Regions from separate parts of the Mus musculus genome. Here region 1 is linked to region 2. Evidence: chromatin contacts called from ENCODE Hi-C or POLR2A ChIA-PET data. All regions are on one chromosome and are shown on one strand. Each heading gives the region's core, a stretch centred on a gene start or an enhancer-like site at or near the end of the contact. The rest is flanking DNA. Distances are from core to core; before and after follow the strand shown. Region 1 holds the start of Nubpl (nucleotide binding protein-like). Region 2 holds the start of 1700031P21Rik (RIKEN cDNA 1700031P21 gene).

Region 1 (4,051 bases), core at 323-2,822, 500 kb before region 2:
CATAGCATAATTGTTCTTTGTTTGCTCTGGACTGTATCTTTTAGTGGAGGGTATTACAGTTGGTGCAGTGTAGAATATTCTAAGACTAGTGTTTGGCACATAATGTTTGCTTATAATAAGTAGGCATTTGGTATTTAGTGAACAGATTATAGTGACAGTTCATAGTTTCTTTTTTTAGCTGTGTCTTTTCCTATTCATTTACAAAAACTGAGTTGAAAAGAAATCTAAAGCTATTTGAGGACACATGCCACAAAAGAATATGTGAGAGAAGGCAAGCTGAAAGCGGCGAGCCTAGTGTAAGGCAGAGATAAAGGAATGAAACAACAAGGGCCGTAGCTTGAGGGGAGCAAGCAAGAGTCTGGAGGCCGTTTCAGAGCTTACGTCGTGGAATACACTTCACTAGGAATAGTAATCCTTAAGGCAATTCTTTGATGTTGTTATGCCCATAATAAAAATACTAAAATTAAGAATTAGATCAGAGAAAAATAAACTGATTTTGAGTCCTTGATATGATAAATACAAATAAGAAGCAAACGAAGGAAATAAAAACCCTCCCGAGAAAGTCTTATGCAGACTTTTGAAGGCAAACCGTAGCCATACCTCCAGCCATCTTTAAGTGGATCTGGTTTCTGGATAAGTGTGTGAGTTATTGTTCTTAAAGGGATTGCTTTTGCTCTTTCATCTGTCTTGGATATAGTGCTGATTATCTATATGTACACATTCTTACCTCCCTCAAGTAAAATTCTGCTCCCTCCCTCCCTCAAGCTTTTACTCCAATCTCCGTGCAGATGATTGAACCTGGGGCGTCATATATGCTATGCAAATGCTTTACTACTAGCCTAGCCCTTAAGTTCCTTCGCAACTAGGCTTCTTTACTTGTTCTATTTTCTGATTTAGCTAAACTTTTTGGAATCTAGTAAGGGCTTCTCACCTCTCTTTTGTGAACCATTAGCAACAGAAGCATACAAGGCGGTGGGGGGGGGGGGACGGGACGGGACACTAGCTTAGTGCACAGTTGTACTGTAGGTCACACGCAATGTGTGTGTGTGTGTGCGCGCGCGCGTGAACACACACACGTGTAAATATAATAATGTTAACAGTGGCATTGCTGAAATGACCATATACAGTACTATGCAATAAGGAAAACTTAATCCTCAAATTCCAGCTTTTCCCATTTCTGTTAAGATGGGATATCTTATTAAAATTTCCAAATCTCAGTTTTTAGATTAATAACAAGAGAGGAGGATTGGCGACGCAGCTCTTTGGCAGTGTGCTTGCCTAGTGTGAAGGAGGCCCTGAGTTCAGCCCTAGCATAAAGCCACCCTTCAAACATAAAATATATTTTTTTCCTAATAAGTCTTCTTGTTTACTCTGGAAGAATAAACTAAAGTGCTATATGTGAAAAGGCTTTGGGAATATCTGGTTAAACGCTGCAAAAAAATATTTCTAGCTGATGACAAACAGTATTAAATCAAATGGAGTCCCTGAGCTGAAGAAACACCAATCAGGCTCATCTCCAGGAAGGGGACGCCAAGGGTTGCCACGTGACGTCATTTTTCCGCGCCGGACGCCAAGTGCTTCCATCCCGGCCCGAGCAAGAGCCGCGCGCCATGGGGACCTGGCGGCGTTTGCTGCTCTTTGGCGGGGTGTCACTCCGGGGTGGTGGCGCGGCCACTGTCCCGCCCCGGGGGTGCCGAGCTTTGGGTTGTGGGCGCCAGGTGTGTGCCGAGCGCGGGCGGGGTGGTGCCTGCGCGCTCCCGCTAGCGGGTTTGCTACAAGGTGGCTGGGGCTTGTGGTCCCAAACTGTCCCGAGTATGGATGTGTGGCATGCACAGTGCTCTCTTGTTTTGGGGTTATTTAGTGAATAGGTTAAGGAAAAGGCAAATCTGCGGAGGGCTTAACTCGGTAAAAAGTCCACTTCAGGGTTTTTTTTTTTTTTTCTTTTTTTCCATCCTCACTTACACTGGTAGACAAATTTCAGCTTGAACAATTACCTTTGACGTTGAGATTAGCATTTAATAAAGACCACCTAAAGGCTAAGTCTATGGCAATGAACATTATTAGAAAAGAAAGCCCCGTTAAACCCAAACTCTGGGTTGTTTTCTCTTTTACAGCATAGTAATCCAGTGATGAGAATGATTGGTTTAAATCACTTTTTTTTTTTTTTTTTAACTTAAAGTTATTAGGCGCTGAGAGTGAGGCCTTGAAACAAAGAAGAACACAAATCATGTCCCGAGGACTTCCTAAGCAGAAGCCTATAGAAGGTGTTAGAGAAGTCATTGTTGTGGCCTCTGGAAAGGGTGGTGTTGGAAAGTCTACCACCGCAGGTATTGTAAGGTGTCCCTTCCCCTCCTGACTAATGAGTGATGCTCTCAAATGCACTGTAAATGACCACCTTTCAGGCTTCCTATCTGTGATGTTTCTGACATTGGTTCCTTAGAACTAGGATTTGATAACGGCTGGGAGCTGAACTAATAAACATCTGCATTACCAGATTGCCTATTCAGTAGAGCAAAAAGTAGTTAGATTGTCTACCGGTATTATGTTCACTTAACTGGGAATCTCTTTCGAAGGCTGGTATGCAAATTGCACTGACCACTTAGCCCAGTGTATTTGCCATAGAAGCGCCTAGGAATTGGTTGCTGTTACTTTTAAAACATCCAGTAATTGTATACTAAATTATGTCTGTTCTTTTTCACTGTCATTGTACATGTACCTGAATATTTGCAATGAGAACACTTATTACTGTGTTTGTTTTTCATTTAATCACATGATTTATAGCATTTCTAAAGTCACCAAGACTTTCCTGTGCTCAGGTGCATGTGTGTGGAGGGCAGAGGGTAACATTGGGTGTCTTGGTTGTTCTCCACATTTTTTCAAGGGCTGCCTGACTACTAGCTCTCAGGACCTGCCTGTCTCTCCTCTGTTCTATCCAGTGCTGTGGTCACACCCAGGTCCTTGTGCTTGTGTGGCAAGCACTTATTTGGAGCCATCTCCTCTCCGAGTCATCTTGTCTTCACATCCTCTTTAACAGTATACTAGCGATGGGGAATCTTTTTCGTGGCTCTTTTTGGTGATTGTAATTTGTCACTAAGATGGTGTTTTTAGCACCAAAGATTTTCAGTCCTGAAATCGAATCAACACCCAAGACTAAGAGTTATTTTCAAAAGAAATCTTTTTTTCTAAAGAGACTATAAGGAATGATGACGTGAGAAACTTCTTGTAACCCTACCCATTAGAACAGCTTATTGAGCTGTATTGGCAAGTAAATATTATGTATTTTGAAGGTTCTAGTGACAGATAGTTCTGTACAGTTACCCTCATCAGCCCAAGGAGGTTAACTAAAAAAAAGTTTGTATTTAAAATTAGATGATTTACCTACTATCAATCTGGAATACAAATTATTTTGTAATATATGAGTAGATTTGTAAGTACCATGCCCTAGGTTAAACAAACTTTATATACAGTATTTTAATCCTCACAAGACTTACAAAAGTAGGAGACAGCTTTATTTTATAGAGAAGGAAGCAGACTGACAGATAAAAACCTATAGCTACATGGATACCTATAACAGCATTTATTTTAAAAAGCAGTCATGGTTATACAATAATAGAAGGTGGTGGAGCTGGGTTCAGATCCAGGTCTGCTTTGCAGTTTATGCTTGTAACCACTGTCCTGATGGAACTGGCAGTGTTGTTCTGCAAGGAACTGGGATTCACACTAGGAAGACGGATGGTGTGAGGACCTGTGTGTATCAGCCTTGCAAATGCAGAGCTTTAGGCTCCCTGCTCTCCGCTGTAGCCTGGCTGCAGAGCTGGTGACTGTGTTTTGGGGACGCTGCTCCTCTCCTTGTGTCTGGAATCACTGGCATAGGCAGGTTGGCTGCCATACTCTGCCTCACACCGTTTAGCTTCTCCACCTCCTTCTGTGCACAGCATCCCAGGCTTCTGTATAATTGTGTGTGTGTGTGAGCTATCTACACAGATGTGTAAAACCATTTATTTAAAAGGAGAATGGGCTACATCTATTAGATATTAAAACAGTTAATTTT
Region 2 (4,093 bases), core at 215-2,714:
TCTGTTGAACAGTTTGACTCTGTTTATGATAAAGACCAGTTTGACAAGTTTTTCAGAGATTCTACTTTCTGTATTCTATCTTAGAACTCTTTGTTCACCCTAAGGTTGCAAAAAATACTTTCCTATGTTTTCTTCTATAATCTCTATCTCAAGTTAATTTTTCACTTGAAAGAAAAGAAAACTAAATCTTACCCACATACTTTGGAGTCCTCAGAAGTACTGAAAATCAGTGAGATTGGTAAAGGCGCTTGCTATCCAGCCCAATGAATGAGGGTTTTATCCCTAGAACCTACTTGGTGGAAGGAGAAATCTAACTCCTGGCAAATTGTCCTCTGACCACAACACACATGCAAAGGAAATAAATAAACAATGCAATAAAAATATTAAAAGAAGTACTAAAACCCATTTAACCTCATGGGGATGTTGAGATAAAAATCATTAAATTAATGCTTGTTTACTGACCTAAACCTGAAGTTGGCTTGATTAAGCATTCATTCAGACATCTGAATGTTAGTTTATGGAAACAAAGGGAGGGGGAGGGGGAGAGGTGAGGTGAGAGGGAGGGACTGTGAGGAGAGGGAGGGAGGGAGGGTCTCAGAGGAGAGGAGAAAGGGGAAGTTGCAATCTAGATGGAAAGTAAATAAATACAAAATTATCATAAAAGGCAGGCTAATAGAAAGTTACACCAAAGCATTTTTAAAAAGCATCTAATTGGAAATTTTAATTCAATAGACCTGTCATTTTCACTCCTGTTTTTCCTGGGGGAAGAACAGTGTTTTATTACTTTTCAAAAGTTGTTAGAAAACAACCAACTTTCTTTTTTTTTTTTTTTGAGACAGGGTTTCTTTGAATAGCCCTGGTTGTCTTGGAACCCACTCTGTAGACCAGTCTGGCCTCGAACTCAGAAATTCGCCTGCCTCTGCCTCCCGAATGCTGGTATTAAAGGTGTGCGCCACCACCGCCCGGCTCTGCGTGACTTCATAACCCTTCTTTTTCTGCATATCAGAAAACCGGTGCCAATTAAACAAGTTTTAAAATTATTTTCTCATGCCAAGTTGGAGGAAAGATGGGAGGACGAGGAGAAGGGAAAAAAAAAAAAAAGAAACTCTAGTTAAATTAAGTAGTAACTTGCCTTGTCCTTCGGTAGTTCGTTTGTTAATGAATTGAGACAGTTTGTATAGGTGTTGTACAGGACTATCTTCTGAAACAAACAAAATCTATCTTACCACATTCTGTAATGTCTACTGGCAAAAGATCATCTCAGCTGGGCTTGTTGACCCACACCTGCTCATAAAGGGGCAGGGAGGTCAGGCGACCCTTACCTGAGTATCCACCCTACCTACTGTAGTACGCAATTTTATCCATAACTAGAAGTGGCCTCGCTGAGGGGAGGGGTAGAGTCTGTAACCTAGGAAGACTAAGGGAGTGGGGTGGCTGGGTGGAGAAGTCTTCATCCCGACTGGGTAAAGGCTTTCTAGGCGTAACTTGGGGGGATGAACACCCTGGCTCTGTGAGCAACTCCTCCTTTACGTCATAGAAGGAAGCTCAACTCACCATTCCCTCCGCAGAGTGTCCTTTGGAGGACTCTTCTGTTTGCTGCTGGAACAAGGATAGGCCTTGTCTGTCTGCTCAAGAGAAGGAATTTTAGCTGACTAGCCTAGGCTGGGCTTGTATTCACTATGTAGGGAAATCTGCCCTTGAACTTCTAGTTCTTCTCTGTTTCCCACCCAAGTACTGGGATTACAGGCAGGTGCCACACCACAGCCGACTAATGGTGATAATTATAAGCACACAGGAAAACCTTTGCCCAGACTTCATTCTGAGAAATACTGAAACCACACCAAACTAGCAGTTTCTGACCTTTGTCCCTCATTTTACAGCCCACAAAGCTATGACTTGAACAGCTAAGACTTCGCTGTTATTTAAAATTACAACAAATATTTCCTCCAAGTAGGTATGTTTTACACATTTGTATCATAACAGGGCTAACATGTCATTTAATATACAGGAAAAGGAACGGAAGTACAAGAGTGACTCTGCTATTATTCTACTCCAAAGTGAGCAGTGTAAATCCTTAAATTTCCCTCTCAGGCCAAGTAGGTGGGCTTCCGCCCTTGCATCTGTGTTCCGGATGTTTGGTTACCAGGCAACGTCTAGCGCCTGCCAGACACCTGTGAAGGGGTGCGGCCCCTGGTCCCCGAGCCTCGGTCCTGGACCTAATCGGCGCCTGCGCAAAATGTGCACAGGCAGGCGTTACCTGCGACCGGCCACCCGCAGAGAGTGGACGGGCGTGGCCGCCCAGTCAAACTCGCGGGTCCAGGCCGGGCAGCGCCTGCTGGGAACAGACTGTACCCCAGGCTCTAGAGGACCTCCCCAAGCTTTTGCTGCGTTCCTAGAGTATGGTGCCCATAGTTCTGGGACCGAGTAGGCTATGCTGGGGAGGGGTCACCTGGCGGGTTGGGCATACTTCAACAGGCATTGGACTAGTGGAACATAGGTAACAAGTGTCCTGTTTTAGTGTGTGGGGGGAGTAGGTGATCGAGTCAGGGCCCTGGTCACTTAGCTGCCACACATTTCTCAAGCTCCCACACAGACGTAGGAGAACAGCGAGCCTCCCAGCGTGCCGGATAGCGGACTGCTTAGAGAACTCACTCCCCTCCCCAGGCCTCTAGAGGAAGGCTCTTACCCAACATGCACCAGGAGCTAATTTGCATAACCCCAAGGTAAACCACACGGACCCACGCCGCCAGCGTGATCCCCACTAAGCAGCAGGGGTTCATGAGCATAGCTACACAGTTTCACTGAAAAAACTTTTTCTTTGTTCCCGGGTTTACTGGGAGGCTAGGAGAAAAACGCGGGTCAAAGTCACCCTAACTTAAAAAGTCAGGAATTCTTCGTCCTTATATAGTCCACGGCTAGACACTACGATCGTGCTCGCTTCGGCAGCACATATACTAAAATTGGAACGATACAGAGAAGATTAGCATGGCCCCTGCGCAAGGATGACACGCAAATTCGTGAAGCGTTCCATATTTTGGCTCTGCTTACTATGAACAGGTCATTGGACCAAATTCCAAACAATAACTTTTGACTTCTCCCTCACAGCGTCTCCAAGTCAACCCAGCGCGTCATTCTTAAATCCTATCCTAGCTTTTTACTACTGTATCTGGCCCCTAGTGCTTGTTTTCATCAACTAAAATCTGCTGTTATTAAATTTGGGGAATGCATCATTGGCCAGTGTTTCTTCCAGGCTACATGCAGAGGGGCGCCTAGTGAGACAGATCCTAATGGCAGGCTGTTTTTTAGCTGTTACACACACTCGGGTCTACAAGCCGGAAGAGAATGAACTAGCGACGCTCCTGCTGTTTCCCTATTAGGGCTCATCAATTCATCAATGTAAATTAAAAAAAAAAAAGATTAATAAAGAAATTCATAAACTAAAAAGTCTTCTAAGAGAAAAATGTCATTATTCCCGGGGTGCTTGGGGTTTAGTATTACCTACCTGTTACCGCGAAACTCCATCTTATAAAGATATATACAAAGTTGCCAGCATTGTAAACTAGAATCTCAGTTTACACCCAATGTACTTTATTTAACACTACAGAGAGATAACAAAAATCGAGGTTGCAAAATATGGAACGCTTCACGAATTTGCGTGTCATCCTTGCGCAGGGGCCATGCTAATCTTCTCTGTATCGTTCCAATTTTAGTATATGTGCTGCCGAAGCGAGCACGATCTTAAGGCCTAACCGTGGACTATATAAGGACTCAGAAAATCAGATTCTTTAACTTAGGGTGATTTTAGTGCTTACGATCCTCGAACTCCTCCGTGCACCCTAAAACGAAGGAGAAATTTTTCAGCAGAACTGTGTGGCTAGACTCTTGAAATCCCCCTGCTGCTGAGGGAATTGCGCAGGCAGCGTGGGTCCGTGTGGTTTACCACGGGGGGGGGTATGCAAATTAGAGCCCGGTGCATGTCGGGTAATAGTCTTCCTCTGGAGGCCTAGGGAAGGTGGTGAGTTCGTGGCTCTCTCCCCGCGCGGCATGCCGGGACTGCGGGCGGTGAAGCCTCAACTTCTGTGAGCCGGCAGAC

What was found. Hi-C counts contacts between places; a loop is a spot of excess contacts on that map. ChIA-PET counts read pairs that join two places held with the same protein, here RNA polymerase II (POLR2A).
Region 1: a loop to region 2 is called in a map of heart, with 2.1 times the contacts of the local background. The contact joins the promoter of Nubpl here to the promoter of 1700031P21Rik in region 2. A Hi-C loop is called at or near these places in 1 of 37 maps with a recorded cell type or tissue (heart). POLR2A ChIA-PET finds 5 or more read pairs at or near these places in 1 of 5 experiments (Patski).

What each region holds. Positions count from the first base shown.
Region 1 is chr12:52,096,174-52,100,224 of GRCm38, forward strand. It overlaps Nubpl (nucleotide binding protein-like), which reads left to right and starts at 1,573. Exons shown (of 11, transcript NM_029760.2): 1 at 1,573-1,718; 2 at 2,180-2,327. The coding sequence starts at 1,611.
Region 2 is chr12:52,600,858-52,604,950 of GRCm38, forward strand. It overlaps 1700031P21Rik (RIKEN cDNA 1700031P21 gene), which reads right to left and starts at 1,465. Exons shown (of 3, transcript NR_045910.1): 1 at 1,323-1,465; 2 at 1,133-1,198. Gm35239 (a long non-coding RNA gene) reads left to right here and starts at 2,096. Exons shown (of 7, transcript XR_001780617.2): 1 at 2,096-4,093. It overlaps Gm23296 (a small nuclear RNA gene), which reads right to left and starts at 3,734; the gene lies at 3,628-3,734. It overlaps LOC115488100 (a small nuclear RNA gene), which reads left to right and starts at 2,931; the gene lies at 2,931-3,037.